2 separate regions of the Homo sapiens genome follow, and region 2 is linked to region 1. A link is a loop called in an ENCODE intact Hi-C map of the cell type or tissue named here. Cell type or tissue: B cell. All regions are shown on one strand. Each heading gives the region's core, and the rest is flanking DNA. Links, peaks and the distances in the headings are about the cores only.

Evidence for each region. Hi-C counts contacts between places; a loop is a spot of excess contacts. Peaks named below come from ENCODE experiments on the same cell type or tissue, not always from the same donor. Only the 100,000 strongest peaks of a DNase experiment are listed, where the experiment ranks them.
Region 2: a loop joins it to region 1, with 1.8 times the contacts of the local background. A loop is called at or near these places in 3 of 110 quality-filtered maps.

Annotation. Positions count from the first base shown.
Region 1 is chr2:145,686,813-145,698,493 of GRCh38, reverse strand. No RefSeq gene overlaps it. Among named protein-coding and RNA genes, the nearest start is that of LINC01966, 810 kb to the right of the region's middle. RefSeq lists an enhancer at 10,460-10,961. In B cell, for the core only: no CTCF peak of the experiment used is centred there; a DNase peak (open chromatin) is centred at 5,213.
Region 2 is chr2:145,639,985-145,651,665 of GRCh38, reverse strand. No RefSeq gene overlaps it. Among named protein-coding and RNA genes, the nearest start is that of LINC01966, 760 kb to the right of the region's middle. In B cell, for the core only: no CTCF peak of the experiment used is centred there; a DNase peak (open chromatin) is centred at 6,755; H3K4me3 peaks cover 874 bases; H3K27ac peaks cover 338 bases.

The DNA.
Region 1 (11,681 bases), core at 3,085-7,084:
TAAAAAGTCAGCTCTTTGTTCTGCTTGCCATTAATTTTTAAATTATCTGTATTTTTTTCCTCTGGCTGCTTTTAAGATTTTTTTTTCCTTCATTACTGTTCTGCAGCTCAGTGATTTGTACTTGTATAGAGCCTTCATTTCTTTTCAACTCAGTATTTAATGACTTCCTAAACCCAAGAATGGCTAGATTTCATTGTCAGGATAATTCTTACCCGGCATTGTTTTAAATTCTTCCTCCCTCCAATTTCTCCTTAACATGTCTGGAAATCTGGTTAGATGTGTTTTGAAATTTCTCCCTCTTTTTTCCATTCTTATTTAACCTTGTGAACCAATATCCTCACACTCCAAGTCACCAGAGATTGTGATATGTTCCTATGGGCAAACTGTGACATCAATATTTACCTTTCCTAAAGATTGGTACTTTCTTAATTATTTTTGACCTATTACAAATAGCCTTAATTTTCTTTTTTTTTTTTATTATACTTTAAGTTCTAGGGTACATGTGCACAACATGCAGGTTTGTTACATATGTATACATGTGCCATGTTGGTTTGCTGCACCCATTAACTCGTCATTTACATTAGGTATTCCTCCTAATGCTATCCCTCCCCCATTCCCCCACCCCACGACAGGCCCCAGTGTGTGATGTTCCCCTTCCTGTGTCCCTGTGTTCTCATTGTTCAGTTCCCACCTATGAGTGAGAACATGCGGTGTTTGGTTTTCTGTCCTTGTGATAGTTTGCTCAGAATGATGGTTTCCAGCTTCATCCATGTCGCTCCAAAGGATATGAACTCAACTTTTTTTATGGCTGCATAATCTTCCATGGTGTTTATGTGCCACATTTTCTTAATCCAGTCATTGATGGACATTTGGGTTGGTTCCAAGTCTTCGCTATTGTGAACAGTGCAGCAATAAACATACATGTGCATGTGTCTTTGTAGTAGCATTATGAGCCTTAATTTTCTACCTGCAAAGGTTACATTAATAGCTATGTTAGTATCAGATTAAATTCACCAGAAAATTAAGACAATTCCAAATACATATACAGCCAAAACACAACTTGAAAATTGAAATGACTGCAAAAAATTGACAATTTTGCAAACATATTAGAAAATGTGAACATTTTGCTCTCATAAACATCACCCTGTTACATCCAGCAAGTTATAAAAGGCAGTAAAATTTTTAACATAACTATTATTTTGACTTATTGGTCATATGCCAAACATTGCCTAAAATACATTCTTTTCTGACCCACAGGAAAAATTTTAAAAATTAAAAATATTTTAAAAATTGAAGATGCATTAAAGATAATCAATTCTTTAAAGCAAAAACAACACCACTATATTATGGGGTGTATAAATATGTAAAAGTAAAATATACAAAAACAGGAAAATAACAAAGCAGCAGAGATGGTCATATATGCTTAAAGAATTCTTTTGTTCTACTTCAAGTGTTATCATATTGTTCTTAGGTGGATTGGGATAAGTTTAAGATGTGAATTGTTACTCTAGATCAATTAAAAGAGAACAGATACAAGGAAATCAAGCTAATAAGCCAAGAATGGAGATGAAACAGAGTAATAAAAAATACTCAAGTAATCCAAAATAAGGGAGAAAAAAGAGAAATGAAGTATAGGTAGGTCAATTAGAAACATATTTTCTAATATATATTTTCATGTTTCAAATTAGAAAGTAACAAAATGTAAATGGTCTCAGCATTGCAATTAAACACACAAATTAGAAAAATGTATTAAGAAAGAACAAATGACATGTTTTTTATTATACACACATTTCAATTATGCAAACACAGACATGTTAAATAAGAAACTATGAAAAGATATGTACTGTTAAAACTACTTTTATAAAAGCTGAAGTGACTATATTAATATCATGTAGGATAGGGTTCAGGACAAGGACGAGTACCAGAAATAAAAAGATATGTCATAATAATAAATGTCTGTACCCACCTATTAATAGACCTTCAAAATAAATGGTGCAAATGATGTAAATGAAAGAGGAAACAAAAGCTGTCATACTTAGAAATTTCAATACTCATGTCTCAGTAATTAGCAGTTTAAGTAGACCAAAAAAATTAGTATAAAGAAGACATGAATAATATTAAAAATCAATTTGACTTAATTGACACTTATGAAGCACCATTAATTTTACCATCAACAGCAGAATGAATATTCTTTTTAGGTGCACATGGAACATTCACCAAAATAGTGTATGTGATAGGCCAAAAAACAAATTTCAATAAATTTGACTGGATTTATGTTACACAAAGTGAGTATAAAGAATATATATTATTCTCTAATACTGTAAAAACTAAGAATGCCTTCTCTTACTGCTTTTGACTGTTGTACTAGCAGTCTTAGCCTCAGCATTAAGACAAGCAAAATAAATAAAAGGCATATACACTGGAGTTAGAAAAGTAAAGCTCTATTTATTATAAAAAGACATAATCTTGTGCATGTAAAATCTTAGAAATCTACAAAAATGCCACTAAAATTAATTACTTACAGAGTTCACAAGCTACAAGGTCAATGTGAAAAAAATCAGTTGTATTTCTGCAGCGTAGCAATAAATAATTTTTTTAAATATATTTTAAAAATTAAAATAATATCAAAAATATAAAAATAGAAATAAATATAACAAAATGTGTCAAAAACTTTACTCCTGAAGTTATTTAAATACATAAATAATCATGCACTGGAAGAATAAAGACTGTTAAGGTATCAACTCTCTCCAATCAATGCACTGAAAGAATAACTGTTGTTAAGATGCCAGCTGTCTCCAAGTTAGTCTACTGATTCAATGCAATCTCAATAAAAGTCCCCACAGAAATTTTGTGTCTTTGTCTGTTCTAAAGGCAAAGAACATAGAACAGCCCAAACAATTTCAAAAAGAAGAATGAATTTGGAGAACTTGTACATTCTGGTGTATAAACTTAACTGAAAAGCTAAGGTAATCAAGATAGCATAATATTGGCAATAGATATTAATCAGTTACAGAGTATCTGTAGGGTCTATTGATTTCTGACAATGATGCCAAGGTAGCTCAATGGAGGGAACATGGTCTTCTAAAAAACATGATGCTGGAACCTGGCTATTTATCCACATGGAATAAAGTATCTCTCAACAGACCCCGACCCAACCACACACACACACATACACACACACACACACACACACACACATACAAACCAAAATAGATCAAATAATAACGTAAAAGCTAAAATTATAAAACTTTGGTAGAAATGTGAAAAAATATTTTAACAACATTAGGATAAGCAAATATTTACTTAATAAATATTTATTTAATAGTAAAATCACTAACCATTAATGAAGAAATGATAATTTGTCGTAAACATACAGTGGAATACAATGGAATTCCTTGGAACTCGGGGAAAAGAAAGACAACAGTACAGATCATAACATGGATGAAACTTAAAACCTCTATGCTGAGTGAAATTAGCCAGACACTAAAAATTATATGTCGTATATGCTCAAGTCTAAATGAAACAAGAATCATATGGTGACAGAAAGCAAATTAGTGGTTTTCTGGGTCAGTTGGGAGAAAGGGGTTGTCTAGTTTAGGACACAAAGAAACTTTGGGGGATGTTGGAAAGATTCTATATGGATTGTGGTGTGGTTCTACGTGCACACGTTTTCAATAGTTTAAAATAGGTACATTTTGTTGAAGGCATATTATACTTCAATAGGGTTGATTTTAAAAATTAAGCACATACTGGGTTATAAAGAAAGTCTTTACTAAATTTGTGACTTAGTATCTTTCTGTCTGCCCTCAACAATTAAACAATTTCTCTGATCCTAAGTTTCCCAAGTCCTTATCAGTTTCATTAAGATGAAAAGCAATAATGTGTAATGCATGTGAAAAGGGCACAATAAATGTTTATTTGTTTTACTCATCCTATTTCCCACTTATAGAAATATTCTAGTAACTTATAGAAATATTATAATTGAAAAATTGTGGCTTCTTTACTTTTGTTATGCTTTTCTAATAAATTTTACCATTCATTTTGTTACAACTCTGCCCCTAGGTCATTAGACCACAGTGTGTGCTATCATTGTTAAAATATAGAGTTGCCGTCTTTCATTCAGAGAGTACCTACGTAATCTGCCAGTTCTATCAGCTAAACAATATTTTATATAAGAAGCAGACATTTGCTGAATTGATTTAAATTTTGGTACTCGTATTCTAAATTGTCTAGTCATTTTTTATTTTAAAACTTTTTATTAAATATATGCTATACATCATCGTAAATTTTCTGTAGTGATAGAAAAATGGAAAAGACAGATCACAGCATCATGTAACTAACATCTCAAAAAAAGTATTGAAGATATAACTAAGAAAACTGAGCAGGAGAATTTTCATGGGAGCATAGTTGTTTAAATATTTTCTGGATGGTAATTAACTTATCATCTGGTTGCTTCAGATATTTTTTATACCTTTGACTTAGTAAAAGCAGTGATCAATTTATTAGAGGAAAAAAATCTGTTGAATTTAGTAGTATTTTCCAAGTATATATATAAGAAGTAAAAATAAAATCTTGGAGATCATTGCATGCATTATCAGTTTTCTGACTTATTACAAATCCAAGTTAGTCTTGTTTGGTTCTACTTAAATCAGATATTGTTTCTAAAACTAATAAATATCAGAACTAGTGGCCAGATCTAGAAACTTCCTCCCTTAAACCTATTCAAGTTAGTCAAACATAGTCAAGCATAGTCTTCCCAAATCACCTTGAGAAAATCTGTTCACCAAAAATCAGATGTCTGGTCATATCAGATGTCAATTATTTTACTTACTTTCCAGGAGGAAATACATCATCAACGACAACGAAAGGATCTGTGATTGTAAAAGTTATTCCTTTTACAAATATTTAGATTTCTAGTTTTAATCTATTTAAATTTCATATTTTAAAAATTGATTTGTTTTACCATATTTCAAAAAAAAATTCAAAGTTGCTGCATGTGAATTTTAAAACCTGTGACTTCTCAGATGAGTTCATGTTTACCAGCAGGGCTCACCCATAAAGGCCGGCTGAATATCCAGTGTACTTTCCCTTCACTGTGGTCAGTGAATCAGCAAGTGTTACAGGAGTTCAGCGTGAAATGCCAGGTGCTATTTCAACAGTCCTTCTTTCACAATGCTTAGGGTGGGGTCACTCTGGTAGACCCTGATAAGGTTACTGGAACTGAGTTCCTGGGGTGGTCAAGTTAACATCCTCTAAGCTCATGCTCTCTGAATGTAGAAGGTAGTCACAGAGACCTGGTTCCCTTTTTTGGGCTAAAGGCTACTCAACCGCAAGCTGCTTATTAAACTCTGTCTGGAAAATATTATTCACTGAAATCATGTCTCAATAGCACAGAGTTTAATTTTGTAATTAACCAAACCATCTGTCATTGCAAGGCTCTCTTAAGGGCATCCAAATGGGAGAACTTATAGAACCTTGCATGGTGAGTGGTAGTGAATGGCTGTGAGAAGGAAATGGTATGAATTTCAAATGATAGCTACAAATAGATTGTCAACTTATGAACTCAGAACAAACTACTTTCCTAAAGAGATGCTCCTGCATCTTTCCATAAACAGATTATTGCCCTTTTCATAAAATATTTAGCTCTTTGCTTTATAAAGTAAAGTTCATATGAACATAAATGTTGCTGCAAAAGACCGTCCATCTGTGTTTTTGCTGTGTGTGAATAATAGCAACATTTCCTTGAAAACTTAAGAATACTTACTAAATAATCAACGAGTATTAATCAGTTATATAATTTATTCTTCCTTCTAGATTTCGAGGCTTTCTGTCTTGCTGCATTAAACATCCATAGATATTTACATTACATGCAAATCAAAGATATCAAGAAATAAGATCTCTAGAGGTGATAAAACATTATTTGTTGGGCATGCCTTGAATCAGGTTTGAATTAGGTTTACTTATTTAATGATACATATTTGGGTCTGGCATCATCCAAACAGCTCTGAACTAATAGCCCAGACAGGATCTTAATGACAATTTTTTACTTTGGTGGTTTTGTTTTTGCATGTACATTTAAAAAGTATCAGAAAATTTGTACAAATTTAAAAATTAAATATTTTGAAACCTTAAAATCAAATATAGATACAGCTATATCTTTATACTTGTAATATATTTACTAAATAAGGTGAAGTCACAAGGATGGGAAATTATTCTGAGTAATTCAATTTACACAATTCTTTTCACCTTTTAGTAGTTTATATGATTAAATTTTGATACTATGTAGTCCACAGGAGGAATGAATAAATGCCAGAAAAGTAATGGTGATAGATACAAATTGATTGTTAGACTTCCTCAATACCTTGGCCCATTGATATTTAAAGTTTTAATTAATAGCTGAATAGGTGCTTTAATGGTCAAGTAGGATATTTGGTTCTCAATAACCTATAACATCTCAAAGTTAATATTGAAATGCCACTTACACACGTCCTTTCCTCTAGTGGTGAGGATGGACAGGAAAAAGCAGTTCTAGACCCTGAAAAAGTTGGTTTGTATGGGTTAGCTATTTTCCGATGAGATCAGTCTAGCGCTGCCACCTGCACTCCAAAACATTGGTCCCAAAGGAGTCATGATGTCATTATGCCAACACCATCACATCTCAGTGTTGTTATATTGAGTCAGCCAAACTTGGCCCCATATTGGTCTGGTTCCTGTTCTTCTAACTTAAACCCACACCGTTTGGAAATGGTGTTCTTTGCGAAAAGATTAATGCCTTCAGTTCTAATTACCTTAATTATCAGCTACTTTCTAATGAGAATATTATCTAGATAATGACTAAAAATTATGAAAATCAACCTCAAATAGAACAGGTTTTACCCTTTAAAAGTAACATAGCTAATATCCTACTTATGACAACTTTTCCAGTATGTAATCTTACATGAGAACTATACTTGTATAGTTAATCAGTTGCCAGAAAATAATTGCCAGTAAAGGCAGAGGGAGAAAAGAAAGACATTAAGTTTTCCAAAATTTCAAGCTATTTTAACCAGTAAAGGAAAAGATAACTCAAGTAGGTAATTCCAGACTGGAAGGATATGTACAACTAATATTTCACAAACCTCACTAAAGATGTTAGAGGAAAGAGCTCACCAGGATGAGTGAAACTCCTGGATGTATAACTCCTAATTATATATCTATATTGATTTTTTATTAGTACATAACTGTTAAATAAAACACTAAGTGCATTTCCCATGTCATGTTTTCAGAATTCCTTTTGGTAAAAAATCTATTTTGTCCCTTTGAAGTACATCTATAATTGTTCACCTTAGATTTGGAACTTAGTTTTAAGTAGCACACAATTATCTTATGAAATTGAGCTAGGCAGTAAAACTCCTTACCTTTGAGGATTGCTTGATTATTTTCTTAAAAGATAAATAAAACAAGAACAAAAAGAAAGGGGATAATTCCATTCAGTACTAAAAATAAAACACTATATATAACCCACATTGGAATTTTTTGAAGTTATGGAGTATCTTAAAGGTACATACTTAACATTTCCATTAAAAATAATTAAATTAAAAGTAGAAACTCAATAGTAATGAAGAATTTTTGCCTATTATTGTTTATCTGAAAAGCACTAGTTTGAAAAGGGAAAATCTTTTCCAATCCCACCCTCCCTCCCCATCTTAGTAGAAATATAAGATGAGCAAGGTAGTAATCCATTATGACCTTAAGTCAATTATCTTTAAGTAAAAGATCTTGTTATAAGGACAAAAAATGTTAGTTCTACAACTTTTAAATTCTTCGTACTTTGTTACAACTAACATTTCCAAATTGTCCAGATTAAGCAATGTTTCCCCCTTATCAGTTAAACTACACCTTAAAATCTTATAAATGAAGTTGCAAGTCTGAGGAAGGATACGGAAACTCTATCCATTTGCACTGGAGTAAATAAACATTGGAAGAAAGCAAAGATAAGAAATTTCACAGGGAAGCTAAAATTATTGTTTTAAAATATCTCTTTTCATTGTTATTACCATTTATCAGCAGGCCTTACGTTGGTAAAATCAGTACAGATTGGGCTGGCTATATGCGGCTGAGTCATCCAGTTTGGAAATTTACCGGTTATACATCACTACAGTTCAACCTCTTTGCCACCTCCACACATATTTTTAAGTAGTTACAGTCAGAACAACAATGAGAAAAGAAACCTTACAATTCTAGGTTTGTTCAAGATTCAAACATCACTAATAACCTGGTTGCAAAAAAGCATATTACCTTTCCTAAATGATTTTCAACACATTTGACTTGTATAATTATAATATTCTATCAAAAATGGATATAATGTAAGTCAAATCCTGTTTACCAAAAAACAGCATTTCCAGATAAGTCAGACTAATTGTGAGTGCTGCCTTTCAAAACCTACCCATGAGTTTATTATTGAGTACACTGAGAAGAAAGAAATATTTTCACATTTAACTTGGTTTTGGTGCAAGTTATCATTTAACAAAAGTGGTTGATTGTTTTACAATTTTAACATCCTATTTGGGTCGTTAGTTGACTTCAGCTAGAAACTATTAAAAATGTTCTAGTGCTCAATTATTATTGTTTTAAAATTATTTTAAAATTTAATAAAACACAAAACATGAGTTTTTGTAATTAATTTCAGAAAATCACACATAATGGAAATTACCTTAAGTAATATGTATTCAAAGAGAAATAATAAATATTCAAGCATTCTATATTTTGAGATAATGTTTTGGAATTTAAAAAAAATTGTCAGAATTAAAATAACTGTGAGAATTAAAATGGTTAATTTCTGTCTGTTGTAGTTAATTCCTTTGCTATAATATTCAATTGCTTTGAATGTGTTTTTATAAAATATGCTTTCAGAGCTTTCAAAAGATTAAAGACTTGGAATGAACCCAAAAGCCCATCAATTATACACTGCATAAAGAAAATGTGTCACATATACACCATGGAATACTATGCAACCACAAAAAAGGATGAGTTCATGTCCTTTGCAGGGACATGGATGAAGCTGGAAACCATCATTCTAACACAGGAACAGAAAGCCAAATACCACATGTTCTCACTCAGAAGTGGGAGCCGAACAATGAGAACATATGGGCACGGTGGGGGGAACATCACATATCAGGACCTATTAGGGGATGGGGGGCTAGGGGAGGGATAGCATTAGGAGAAATACCAATGTATATGACAGGTTGATGGGTGCAGCAAACCACCATGGCACATGTATACCTATGTAACAAACCTGCACATTCTGCACTTGTATCCCAAAACTTAAAGTATAATTTTAAAAAATAATAAAATAAATAAAAGGTTACCTTTCCATCTTCATTAATTTTTGTTTCTGAAACGTTCCTGATTCGAAGACAGACTTAAGAGAGTTTAAACACATCCTAATTCATATGGACCAGTTGAGAGAGTCTCTCCTGAAATGAATCATTCTGATAACTTTTTAAAACCTACTTCTATAAGGTATATTATTGAATATTACTGAATTTACTGTTTCCATCAGGATGTTTGGCTGTCATATAGAACAAACTATCACAGTCTACATACTAGTCAGAACAGTTAATGTAATATCATAAAATCTGTGTAGTGGGCCTAATTCTGTCTAGTTAACACTTCTTTTTTTATTTGTTATTTTTTATATCCGAAAACAATATCTATGAAATGTCAAACTGTCTATCTTACTTTACAGACCTGGGTCAATTTTCAATGGCAATGTTTCATTATAGACTCCAGCTCAAAAACAATATTTTATATTTCCTTATAGAAATTATGATAGTGACGTCTTATATTTCAGGCAACAAGTATCTTCTCTATCAAGCATCTGTCAGTATGAGAAGAACTAAAATTAGTCTCAGTTTGCTCGTCTGTACCATGAGTGATAATTATTTCCTTTTGAATCTGTGAGTAGGAAAAAAACAATTATTAACCTAGCTTATGTATATAGTTTCCATATAGCAGGCATAAATAAATATACATACATATACATACATATATATACATATATAAAACACAAGCAAATTTGTATGTTAATTCTATTATTTCTCATTTCTCTTACAGGAGTGACTCATAAGCAAAGTAGTTGAGAAGTAAAGTCTGAATCTGACTGCGTAAATCAGGGTGGGTTTACACTTAGGTGGTAAATTCTAATTCTAACAACTCTACCTAGTTTGCAAATATGGCTAAAACACTTGTTTTTTCCTACTGCCTGTTCTTTCCACCCCGTCCCCACCGTCCCCACCAAGTATCACCTTCCCCAAATTAATACCTCCTACCCCAACCCCAAACATTCTGGCTCCTCTTGGTAGTTTATAAACCCTGTGTCAAACACCTGTGTGTGTAATTTGTTCCAAGGGAAAACATGATCTCTCATCAGAAGCAAATAAAGCATATGGCATTTGATTATCTAAGCACACCCTCAAATATTTTAAGCAACTTCTTGATTTTCATAATTCCGACTTCTGAAGTGCTTCCTTTTTTTACCTCAATTTCAAAATTACTAGGTATCATATGATTATTGTAAAGCTGTGCATTTTGCAAATCAACCTCAATTATTATTAGCCTTTGCTTTTTCAGCAGGAGAAATAAATTCCCCACAGTGGCCATTCATTTGCCTCTCAGCATGGTCTCGTTCCTAAAGAAACTTGAATCTGAATTTACTTCCTCTTTACTGGTTGGAAAACAAATGTTTGATTTGTGGTGAGCATGTAAGTGAGTTTTAAGCACACACACAGGTAACAACGTGTCCCCAGCACCACCTCAACCATTTAGGAAGTTTCAAATTCCCCGGCATAGAAGTTGTTTCACAGACCCAGCAAAGTGCTGGGGAAATAGTAGGTAAGCCATTTGGAGGACTTCAGAAATGCAAGTACTCCAAGTAACTTGCTGCACTCTGCCCTCATTCCTTCCTTCAAGCTAGAAAGACTTGGGGGAATGTTGCCAACCTATTAGCATTTCCAGAACTGAAATAATCTCTTCCCAAGATAGTACTACTGGAATGATAACAAGACATGTGGAGCCCAACTTGCCTGGCTCTCTTCAGGTTTGTAGAGAATAGAGTAGTTTCATAGATCTGCTTTCACCTATGATAAAAATCGGAAAGGTTAAAAACCTATAGTTCTAGTTCATGCCTTTTTTTTTTTTTTTTTTCTCTCTTTGACTTTCTTTTGCCAAGGAGTCTTTGTGCAGAGGCTGGTGAAAGTCGATCACATCTTACACCCTTCATGTCAAGTATTTCTTAAGGTATCTTATTTTTCATATTTCCAGGGATGTTAATCTCATTGCAGGACTAAAGTGGTTATGACTCTTAACAGTAAGGAAGGAAAGAAAAAAACAAAGAAAGTAGGAGAACATTACATTTAATTGCAAGTGTAGTAGAAAATTTTATGTAAGCAATAAAATAAAAAAAAAATACTTCCCTGCTCTGGAGAAAGGAAGATTAAATATTTAAATAAGATAGCTTATAAGAGATGTTTAAGTCAAGTAGTCTACCTTTTGTTTTTCTTTTAATCAACAACTTCCATTTCTCTCTACTCCCCCTATAAAGGCATTATGACTTTTAGTGAGTCCTGCCTTAATAAGCCATTCTAAAGATGAGTATGAGGTCAATTTATGTTTAAAAGCCTGCAGAGGGGCCCAATTATAGA
Region 2 (11,681 bases), core at 4,999-8,998, 49 kb after region 1:
TACTTCTAAGGACACATGATTATTATACCACTTGTAAAGAAGGCCCTTTGAGTTTTTTGTAATGAATAAAAATTAGCACCTATATTATGTCCAACAACAGGGGAATGGATACACTTTTAAAGTATTGCCATCAATGATAATACTTGAAATTTTCAAAGAATATCTAATGACTTGGGGCAATATTTTAAAACAGAAAATAAACAGGAACAAGGTAAAAAATTGTGTTGTGAATTTTGTAGAAAATATATATGTCAATATTAAAAGAATTAGAAGAAAATACATGAAGTTATTAATAGCATCTTCATGTATTTTTTTTCTATAAACTTTCTAGTATTTTTCATATATTATGCAAGTATTATTGTATTTAGATTTATCCTAAATATTTTCTAAATAAAAAAATTGAAAGACACATCCAGTAAAGTAGTAATAAAAAACTCTTGAGCCTACTGGAATCGCTTTTCTATTCCTCTTCAAAAGAATTTAATTGATTTTCTTTCGTTTAAAGCAGAGTTTTATTAAGGAGTCCTCTTAGTGCTTCCCATTCCTCTGTAGTGATGATGAGAACTAAGGAAAGATTTTCCAACACTGGAATTATCCCTAGAATAGGTTTTGGAAGACAGGGATCTTCTCCTTTATTAAATCATCCCAATGAATATTCATTCAAATCCCCATTATTTTGTGTGGCACTGTCAGCTAGATAGACACCATATTAGCAACCTTTCCTGACCTTAAATCTGCTTCAGGTCAACTCAGGGCTATAGAGTTGACTAAGAACTGGCTCCATTTTGCCTTTACACTACCCTTTAGAGTGAAAAGACAAGGATACTTGCAGACCTGACCTGTGAACATTGGTACTCGAGTGCCTACTCATTCTCTCCATTTTGAAATCCACCACGTTACAAAATTGAATGACCAAAACTCTCTTCCCGAGCCACTTCAAATGCTGCCGCTCAGTATCTTCATCACAAACCTCGGTATTATTTGTGACACACCCTTTCTAGTCTTACAAATAACAATTCAGTCTTGTAAATTACTGACACCATTGATTGGTCTCAGTCATTTCCTCCATGATCCTAGTTCAGCCTACCATCCTTTCTCATCTAGATTGCTCCAACAGCTCCCTAATAGTTCTAATGTTCAGGGTCTCCAGACTTATTTGACAAGCTAGTCTCACATTGTAGACATAGTCATATTTGTAAGACACTAATTGTGTCATGTCACCTCCTACATATAACTCATGACCTTTGAAAAAAATCTAAAGGCCTCAGTGCAGTCTTGAATCCCTTCATGGTCTTGTCACTGCTTCCCTATCCAACCACATCTTTCTCCATATCCCTCTGTCCCTTCCCCTGATCCTGTTGCTCCAGTGATTCTTAAGATTCTACCATGTTTTTCTTCCCTCCTAGCCTCAGTATGTGCTTTTCCTTCTGTGTGGACTTCTATTCTCTTTCCTGTCTAGCCCCCATATCCACCCAGTTCAATTAGATAAGCCCCCCAACAACTCCCACTTATGACCAAAGCCTTTTCTTAGAGCCCTGGGTTCCTCAACATTTTGTTATGTGCCCAACTTACTTGCTTCCATTTCATTCTTATCTACTTTGAATATAAGACTTATCTTATTGTATTGTTATTGCAGAGCAATTTCTTGCTTTTTGTTTTCTCCATTAAATGACATGCTTTGTGAGGGCTGGAAAAATGTCTGCCATATTCAGTTTTATATCTGTAATTCATAGCTTATGCTTCATAAATAGTACGTATTTGGTATTTTAATGTGTAAATAAATAAAATAAGTATTAACATTTTTCATATGAAATAGGTCAAACATAGAAATTAATCTTTAATGTTTATTTGTGCAATGTAAGGCCATGCTTAGCAATTAAACATTATACATACTGAATTCTCATAATGGTAATGATAATAATGGCCAAGACTTCATAGTGCTTGTTGTGAATTTGGCTTTATTCAAAGTACTTAACATACATTACTTCATTTAATCCTTTCACCACCCTGTAATGAAGTGTTTATTATGGTCGTTTTATACATGAGAAGGCTGAGGCACTGAAGGTTTACATTTTTTAAGGTCACACCGCTAGTAAGTGCTTACATTAGGATTCTGTGGCAACTGTGATGTATAAACCCTAGATTTTGAAAGGATTTCTATAATAGATGAGTATTTTTATTTTTATAATATTCCATTGCAGTCTCAGGTTGGGAATGAATGGACAGTGGAGAAATTCACTTTCACACGATATTCATGGAACTAGGCTGATAAAAGTTCTGCGAAACTTAAAAACCTGGTTTTCACCATCATCATAAAAGGCACGTTAAGATGACAGAAGGAGAAGAGTTTATGCAACAGATAGTTGTCTCATATTACTTCTGCTCACATTTCATTGTCAAGAACTCAGACATATCCTCATCCTAATAGCAAAGAATGCAGACAAATATCCTTACGGAGAAAGAAAATACATATTTTTGTTACATAGTTTGCATTCTGTACCACAGGGACTAGGCTGGGTTTGAACCCAGTCTGAATGGCTCCAGAGCCTAATTCTTAGCACCCTATTAAACCTTCTGTAATAGGAAAGTGATTTACCTGTTTAATCCATCTCTTAATTAGATGTATTTAGCATGGCTTAAAGCTGTTTGCTCCCTGCTTAAGAAAATATAGATTGTATGCATTTTTAAAGTTTGGACAGCCTTCTGTTCCTTTTATGTTTACATAGAAAGTAGTTGGCATATGTTGTTCTGAAATCTAATGGAAAGGATTTGTAGCATCATTGCCAAAAGTTTGTCTGCACACCCAGGTTATTATAGTTATATTTGTAGCTATAACAATAATTATATATTTAATTATATACGAGGCATTTTCCTCACCTCTAAAGATGTTTAGCTAAATCCAAGATGAAAAACTGTTGGCCAAATTTAATAACATCATTATTTAACACCTATAAATTTTGGTTTAAGAGAGAAATCCGTGTGAAAATTTTATTAATTTCATAAAAGTTAACCAATATTAGTTGAAGAAAACATGAGGGATGTTTTCCCTGGGATACCATGGAGGGAAAAGAGTATCAAAAAGTAAGGGGAAAAAAAGCACAGCTGACAGATGTCTGACATGAAGGAGAATATCAAAGGAATTATCTGAAAATTAGAATTAATTAAACCTAGTCCCTTACAAGAAATTTCAAATTTGAAAAAAAAAAATGCCAGCCTAAAATATTCCTCTGAGAAGCTTTGTTGCTTAGAATAAACAATTGGATAAATTAATTCATGCCATAATTTTTGGTCAGAAAGGTTGCAGAAATATAGTTCTCTAATCTGTACCAGTTCATATAACAGCAAAATGAATTACCCCAAATTTCCTCTTAAAACAATAATCTTACTTTGCTCATGATTTTGTGAATATGGATTAGGAATTTGAGAGGCACTAACTGGGTCGTTCTTGTTTGGGTCTCTTCTGTGACTCTAGTCAGATGACGACTGAGCATGCCATCATTTGAAGGCTCAACTGGGTTTAACATCCATGATGGTTCACTCACTTGGCTGGCAATTAATTCTGGTTGTTGAGAGGGACCCCAGCTGAGCTGTTATCTGGAATACTTACATGGGTCTCTTGAGCATGGTGGTGTCAGAGTGGTCGGTTTTCTTGGAGAGACTTTCTCCAAATTTAACATCTCAAAATGGAGGAAGAAGCATGGCCTTTTATCACCTAGAGTTAGAAGTCACATAGGACAACATCTGTTGCATTTTATTTCTCACAAGTAAATCACCAAGGTCAGTCCTGATTAAAGGGAAGAGACATGGAACCTACCTCTCCATGGGAGAAGAGTTAAATAAGCTATGGATATGGCTTAAAACCACCACAAATTTTGATTATAATATCAAATTTATTATTACAAGTAATATTTGTACTAATATTATTTCAGGGGAGTATTGTAGAGGGCTGAGTGAATCAGGATAGACTTGTGACAATAGCTCTATACTCAAGAAATTTTTACTAAATACTGAACCTCTACATACCACTATTCATCATAAACTTTCATTTTATCAAAACTTACTTAATTTTTCCTTCATGTTATATAAAGTATGGGTAAAGATGAAATACTGAACAGATTATTTAAAGGGTTTTTTGTTTTCTAACAGTGAGCCCTGTTCTTTGCCAAATTAACTTTAACTGTTTCCTCAGAAATGATTCCTCTGTATGGATTCAAAGTACAGTTCATGCAATTATTTTTACATTTCTTACTCCTTGGAATTGTATGTGAATCACTTCTTGGCCTTTTGACTAAGGTGAAGTATAAATTGTGACTTTTTATTTCTTATTAACAAGTCGCAGATTTTGGTCTTTCAGTTCATCGTTTTATAAATGAAGCAAGCGATGTCAAGTTTTACTATTAACTATTCTGATATATGAATAAAATGGATACTTGCAGCATACCATGGAAAACAGAGATAATATAATAAGCACTGATAACACCATTTGGTTATCAAGAACTAAGAGTGAGTAGTTTTAGTGTAATAATACTGAATAATACTGATTGGTAGCCAATATAAAGAATCAGAGCTTATGGTAAACCACAGCAAAAACAACTCCTCTCCTTCAAAAGTATATTTTGTGTAATTGATAGATAATTTTCAACAATTATTTGATCAACACAAAATTATTTCATTCCATCTGTCCATTTAAAACATATTTCTATGGCTATAAGCTATGAATAAAATTAGGAATATTCTTATGACTAGTCCTATGAATATTCCTAAATCAACCAAATATTTGGGTGAGAGTGTATTAAAAGAAGATGCTAAAGAGTTCTTTCACCTTCCTTAATGTTTAGGTTAAAATCTGTCATGATATTCTAAAACACTATGAAGTAGCCTTTTAATAGAAAAATTTGGTCCATTTTGGAGCAGATTGAAAACTGATTCCTTATGCAAACCCTAGTCTTGCTAATATTGTCAATGAATATTAATCGACTGCATATTATACATCAGATGCTGTTCTAGAATGGAGCTATATCAGTGCACACACACATTCAAATGACTAAATATGTAATCAGTCAAGTGATGTTATGAAGAAAACTAAAACAGCTAAAGAATAAAGAAGAATAGAGAAAGGGTGAGGTATGTTAATTTAGATAGAACAATTAGGGTATGTCTTTCTGATGAAATCACATTTAGCAGATAGAAAAACTAGTGAAAGAGCCATGTGAGCCATCTCATAGAAGAAAAATACAGGTCAAGACTTCCTCTCTGACCTTGTTATTGTTTTTATCTGAAGATTAATTGGTTTAAGGAGATGTGTATGGATGCCAAGTTGGCAAGGGGTAAACTTGTGATGGTTAATTTTATGTCAACTTGACTAGGCTAAGGGATTCCCATATAGCTGATACAACATTCTTTCTGAGTGTGTGTATCTAGAGGGTGATTCTGGAAGAGATGTGTATTTGGATCAATAGACTGAGTAAAGAAGATCTGCTCTCACCAATATTGATGGACATCATACAATCTATTAAGAGCCTGAATAGAACAAACAGATAAGGAAGGGCTAATTCTCTCTTTCTGTTCTTGAGCTGTGACATCCATATTCTCCTGCCCTTGGACTTTGGAGCTCCTGGTTCTCTGGCCTTCCAACTCTGGGACTTATATTACTGTCCTTCTGCCCTCCCTGGTCACCAGGCTTTGGACTAGAATTGCGAATTGTACCCTCTGTTCCTCTGGTTCTCAGACCTTTGGACATGAACTACATTATATCAACAGCACTCCTAGTTATCTAACTTAAATAGTTCCAAAATTTGTTGATAAATCTGTCTTTTTTCGATCCAGTTGGGTAATTGTTAAATTATCATTTACAAAATGTAGTTCATTCACAAAAACTTAATCATTTTCCTGTTGTTTACTTATTCTGGCTCCTAGTAAAATTTTTATCATTAAGATTGAAAATTTTTATTAAAATATTTGATGGCAATGAGTTCTTCAGTTTTTTTGCTCTTGATATTTGTTAAGCTGTATCAATCTGTAACTGGATTTTCTGTCATCCCAATACAGTTTTTTCTTAAAAACAAAATATTTTTGATTATTTTTCCTTATATTTGTTATTGTTTTGGGCTTTTGTCTTGTATTTTCTTTCTTTTATCTGTACTTGACCTTTCTCCTTTTTTTTTCCTTTTCTTTCTTTTTTTTTGGACAGTTTTTCTCTGACTCCTACATGAATTTCTTGAGTTTAATTCCCACAAATCCCTTTTCTATTGTATCTTTTTTGTTGCTTTTGAGCCCTATCTTACGTTCAATTAAGCAATCACATTTTCCTTCTTATGCAATATTTTCTGATTTTACATTGTTTCTGTTTCATATTTTCTTCTTCCATGTAAATATATAAAATATTCTCTCAAATATTAATGAGATTATAAACCAGAAAGCTTCTAATTTTTTTTTGTTGTTTCAGTTCTGTTTTGTGGCTTTTGTCTTGTTTTGTTTTACAGTATATCTACTTTTTTGAATCAATTCTTCTAAGCATTCAGGAATGTCCTCTTGTTTTGACATAATGCATCTTTTTATACAGCTATTAGCTTTTTTATTTTTTATTATTTTTTTATTCTGATACTCACTTAAAAAGAAACTTTATTTGTTCTGGCTGCTAGAGAAGGGAGAAACCCTGCCATATTGGGTTTCTAAAATGATCATTGAGACCACATCCTGTCCTTTTTCCTCAGAGACTGTGAAAGGGGTTTTCTCATCATTAGCTCTACTCAGATCCTGGCCACATTGTTCCTGCAGGCAGTGGGGGAAGGTCAGAAATCCTACTTCTGACTCTGATTCCCTCTTGCATAGCAATGGAGAGGAAGATAGGGAGGTGACTACTGCTAACTTCCCACTGAACAGACACCTGGCTGAGGACTTGCCATGTTAATTAAATCTCACAAATCTAGGATATAGATACAAATGCATTCTCTTTACATTTTACATGTAAGAAAATTGAGGGATAGGGATTTTTAATTTTCCTGTAAGACCAAGCAGCTATTGAGTGAAGAATCCAGACCAAACTTAGGTTCTTACCAAATACATCATTTCCTTTGGTTTATTATTTAATTAAAATCCTTTGGGCCAGGTGTGGTGGCTCATGCTTGTAATCCCAGCACTTTGGGAGGCCAAGGTGGGTGGATCACCTGAGGTCAGGAGTCCCAGACCAGCCTGGCCAACCTGGTGAAACCCCGCCTGTACTAAAAAATACAAAAATTAGCTGGGTGTGGTGGCAGGCGGCTGTAAGCCCAGCTACTCGGGAGGCTGAGGCAGGAAAATCACTTGAACCCCAGAGGTGGAGGTTGCAGTGAGCCGAGATCGCGCCATTGCACTCCAGCCTGGGTGACAGAGCAAGACTCCATCTCAAAAAAAAAAAAAAATCCTTTGAAATTGAGGGCATGAGACTATTATTTTGCCTATTTTTATCACCAATGAGGGTTTCCCTCCATTTTATATTCTTCTAGCCACTCCCATGGGTCTCTCAAAAGAGGAAGGTAGAGGATCAAATTTACAAAAATCATATTTCTCAGAAAGAAAGGCTCTTTAAAGTGTACAAAAGAATGACCACTCAATGTGACCAGTTTATCTGACTTCTAAATCATAGGTCTCTGCCCTTTTTAAACAACATAAAAAGCTTGAAGTCTTCGCATTCTAAAAGATGTGGGTTCCAAAAGGATTTCCGCTTCTTTTCAAAAACGTTGGTGAGAAAATAACATTTAAGGAATACAATTTAAGATTGACTGCATAGACTTAAGGCTTTTTACCTTTACATTTCAAGGGTTTCGAAAAATTGACTATGAAGCTTTATTCCACAGGATTAACTACGATTTGATGACACCAGTGCCATTTTCAAAGGACTGTAAGTAGTTGCACATTGACCATCATGTAGCTAATATGACCTCAGTCCACCTCAGGTGAATGAGAGCATCGTAAAATTTATAAAGCAGCAGGTCATAAAAGCATTCATCAACCAGCGTACTCACGTACAGTGTCTTTATCAGGGTTTTTGGAATAAAAAAATAAAAATTAATTGTTAGCTAAGTGGAACATAAATCAAATAGATAAAAAGGTGGAAAGTACAACAGTATGAAACGTAGTAGACAAGTGGGGTATTTGTGAAAAGGATGACTTCTGAGATTTTGGAGCTCGAGTACTTATTTTATATATGGCCATCAGCACTTACTTGGATGCTTTGTCCATAGGAAATGCTCAGTAAATACCTCCCCAAGAGGTGATGAAATAGTCAGTGTCTAGAGAAGGATAATTAAAACAGAATGCTGCATTGATTTGTCAGTTATCATCTGAGGAGATACACGTAACAATGTCAACAAAACTGTATGTAGGCATTTGAACTCCATGACAATAGGGTTCTGACTGAAGTAAAACTTAAGCAACCTTTTCACATATGGTAAGATCACATCCTTCAAAAATTATATCTGAAAGTGTGTCAGAAATAACAGTGGTAAAAAAGAATAATGGATTATTATTATTCATAAACATATCCAAATTTGGCTATTTAAGTGTGAACTTTTGGCATTTCTTTGAAATCCGCATTTTAAATTTTTTCATTTAGCATTGTAATGACAACATTTTACTTATACAAAGTGTTTCCATCCCTTTTGTCCTACAAAGACATGCATATTTCATTTAAGTCCCATAATGTTAATTTTAGCATTTCATGTATTGGAAACACTAACTGTCATGTAGCAAAAATCAGGGGTTTTTGGACACGGTGGTTATTTCTCGTAAAATAAGAAGTAATTATTGTAGGAACATACTAGTCCTTGAGAAGAGGAAGGGGATGGTTACATGTATGGGTTTCAGGGCATAGCTACATGTAACTATTAGATAACATATTTCCAGTTGACAACTTTTGAATATTTCTATTTAGACATGAAGCACCTTCAAATACTTGTTCTAAACTCAACTAATGACTTTTCTACTAACCTATATTTATTTTTGGCCTTTTCTCTGAGACTGTGGTGCTACCATATCTACTCAGCAGTCTCTAAACCTCCATCTCATCCTCACCTCCTGGTTTATCCTCACCATATCCATCCACCTTAGAACTGAACAAGCTCTATTGGTCTCACTGAGGCAGTATCTCTGTCATCAGTCATTTTTTTTTTTTAGCTACAAATTTTTATTTGAATACAAGTGTGAAGGAGCAAATGCATATTTTTCTACTTTATTGGATAGTCTCATTTTTACAAATCAGTTCTTTCAATTACCAACTGTTTCTTATTATTCTTTTAAAAAAAATTATATCTGTCTTTTTTTTTCAGTTTCCACTATTGGTGTTTTTGGCCAGGATTTTATTCTGTTTTGGAAATACATATATTCTGTTTTGTAAATATATGTGTGTGTGTGTGTGTGTGTGTGTGTGTGTGTATGGTAAATATATGTATTGACTTAATAATAGCTTTCTGGTTATTTTATACCATTAGATTGTAGACAGTCTGAGACTCCAACATGGTTTAATAACATAGGAATGTCAATTTTACCTTCCTGCTTTATACTATCTACCAAATATCTCTTAATTTCTTATCCAAAATTTACAGCCTCCCCAAATATGACTTCCAACCCTATTCAATTGCAGAACCATTGAAATGCAAATATGAAAGGATATGCCTTCTTCATCTTTTTTTATCCCATCATAAAATAGAACATAGCTCTTGGGCTATGCTAAGTTCAACACAAGAAACAATTAATATTTATGGATATGAACTAGGACTTATTTAATGAACAAGTTTTATACAATATGCTCTATTATATAATAGTTTCTGAACACTGTAGTTGAAACCAACTTCACATAAAGCTATTAGAGGAGCATATAAAAATGAAAACCTTACATAGTCTTGAGCTTTAAATTAAATATTTCTACTAAAATATAACACCTGAAGGTATACAGAAAAACCAATTTGGCAGTTATATTGAAGATGTTCATTAATTTTCCAGATTTTATATACCTATACATGCTCCATAAATGATGGAAATAAAATTACTGAATAGTCATTGAGTATCATTTTATTAAACATATATATCTTGGTATAAAACAATCACATAGATATATTAATTCCCAAATTAAGGCTTTCCTCTGTCACACAGTGATGAAACACATACTGTCACTGTTCCTCAAATGCATGTTACCACGGAGTATCAATAGTGCATTAGAAGGGCTCAATGAATATATTGATTTTTTATTCTTTTTCCTTTTATTATTTTTTAATAATCTTAATTAAAGAAAGAATTTCAGGGTCTGATGGTCTGGTTTCAATTCCTTGGCTGCCAGTAGTGTGATCTTAAGGAAGTCATTCAAGTTCTCTAAATTTGAATTTCCTCTTCTCTAATGTGGGGATAATAACAATACCTACCTCATACTTACACTGTGAGGATCAATAAAATCATGTATGAAAGAGGCAAGCCAGAAAGAGCTACCCAAGTGTTGAATAGAGTATAGTTTTGCCAGTTATTTTCATATTTGATATGACAAAATACTTAAGTCAAAAATGAATGAGACCACGCACCTTAGACAGTCTCCTGTCCATCTCTGTCTCCTCCTGCACCCAAATTTGTTTCAGTTTAAAAGTAAGCAGTTATTGAATGTGTATTATGTGTCAAGCAATATGGTAGATATTAGAAATGAAAAGCAAACAATATTTTCCCACTACTGCACAAAGTCTAGTAGAAGAGAGACACATAAAAGGCCAACATGGTGAAACCTCATCTCTACTAAAAACTACAAAAATCAGCCGGTTGTGGTGGCGGGTGCCTGTAATCCCAGCTACTTGGGAGGCTGAGGCAGAAGAATAGCTTGAACCCGGGAGGTGGAGGTTGCAGTGAGCCGAGATGGCACCACTGCACTCCAGCTTGGGCAACAGAGGGAAACTCCGTTTCAAAAATAATAATAATAATAATAATCTCAATAAAGTACATGCTAAAATTGTTTATTGCACAGGGTGTTAAACATGTCAGACAGGGTAGGGTAGCATTTCACTTAGCTTTTGTGATTAGGAATGTTCCAAAAAAATGACAACTGTATTGAGTTGCTGACTAATACTTCCAGTTATCATAATGAAGACCTGTAGGGTTTTCTATACAGAACATGCAGCAATAACACAGCCATAAAAGTGCAGCTAAGTATTCAGTGGTAATGAACCTGCAAGCTGCTAATTGTGTATATATAAATAATATACATAAACCTGGCATATAGTAAACACACAATAAATTCTATTCTATCATTTTTAAGCCAGTAGAGAAGGTGTTCGTTCAGTCAGTTAAGAGGTGATCATAGCAGTTCAGATAAGAGATAAAGTCCTGAGAGTGCAATGATGGATGAAAATATCTGGCACTGGTATCTGGAACTTCATAGAAATTCCATTTATGTTGAATAATGTGTAATAGATATAGAATTAGGTATATAGAAATCTTACATCATAGATTTAAACATACAATTAGTGTTTCATTCTAATTAAAGAATAACTACACAATTGTCCTATAACTAGGCAAAGAAAAAAAATTATGAACTTTTTTTTCCTCTATAAGATTGACTGGTTGTGCTGGCATTTGAAAGTTGTGGTCCAACTCCGTTTAAGATAATTAGGCTAAGACTTAAAAGGTGCAGGAAACAGAGATTTAGAAAGAATATTTAAACTTTGTAT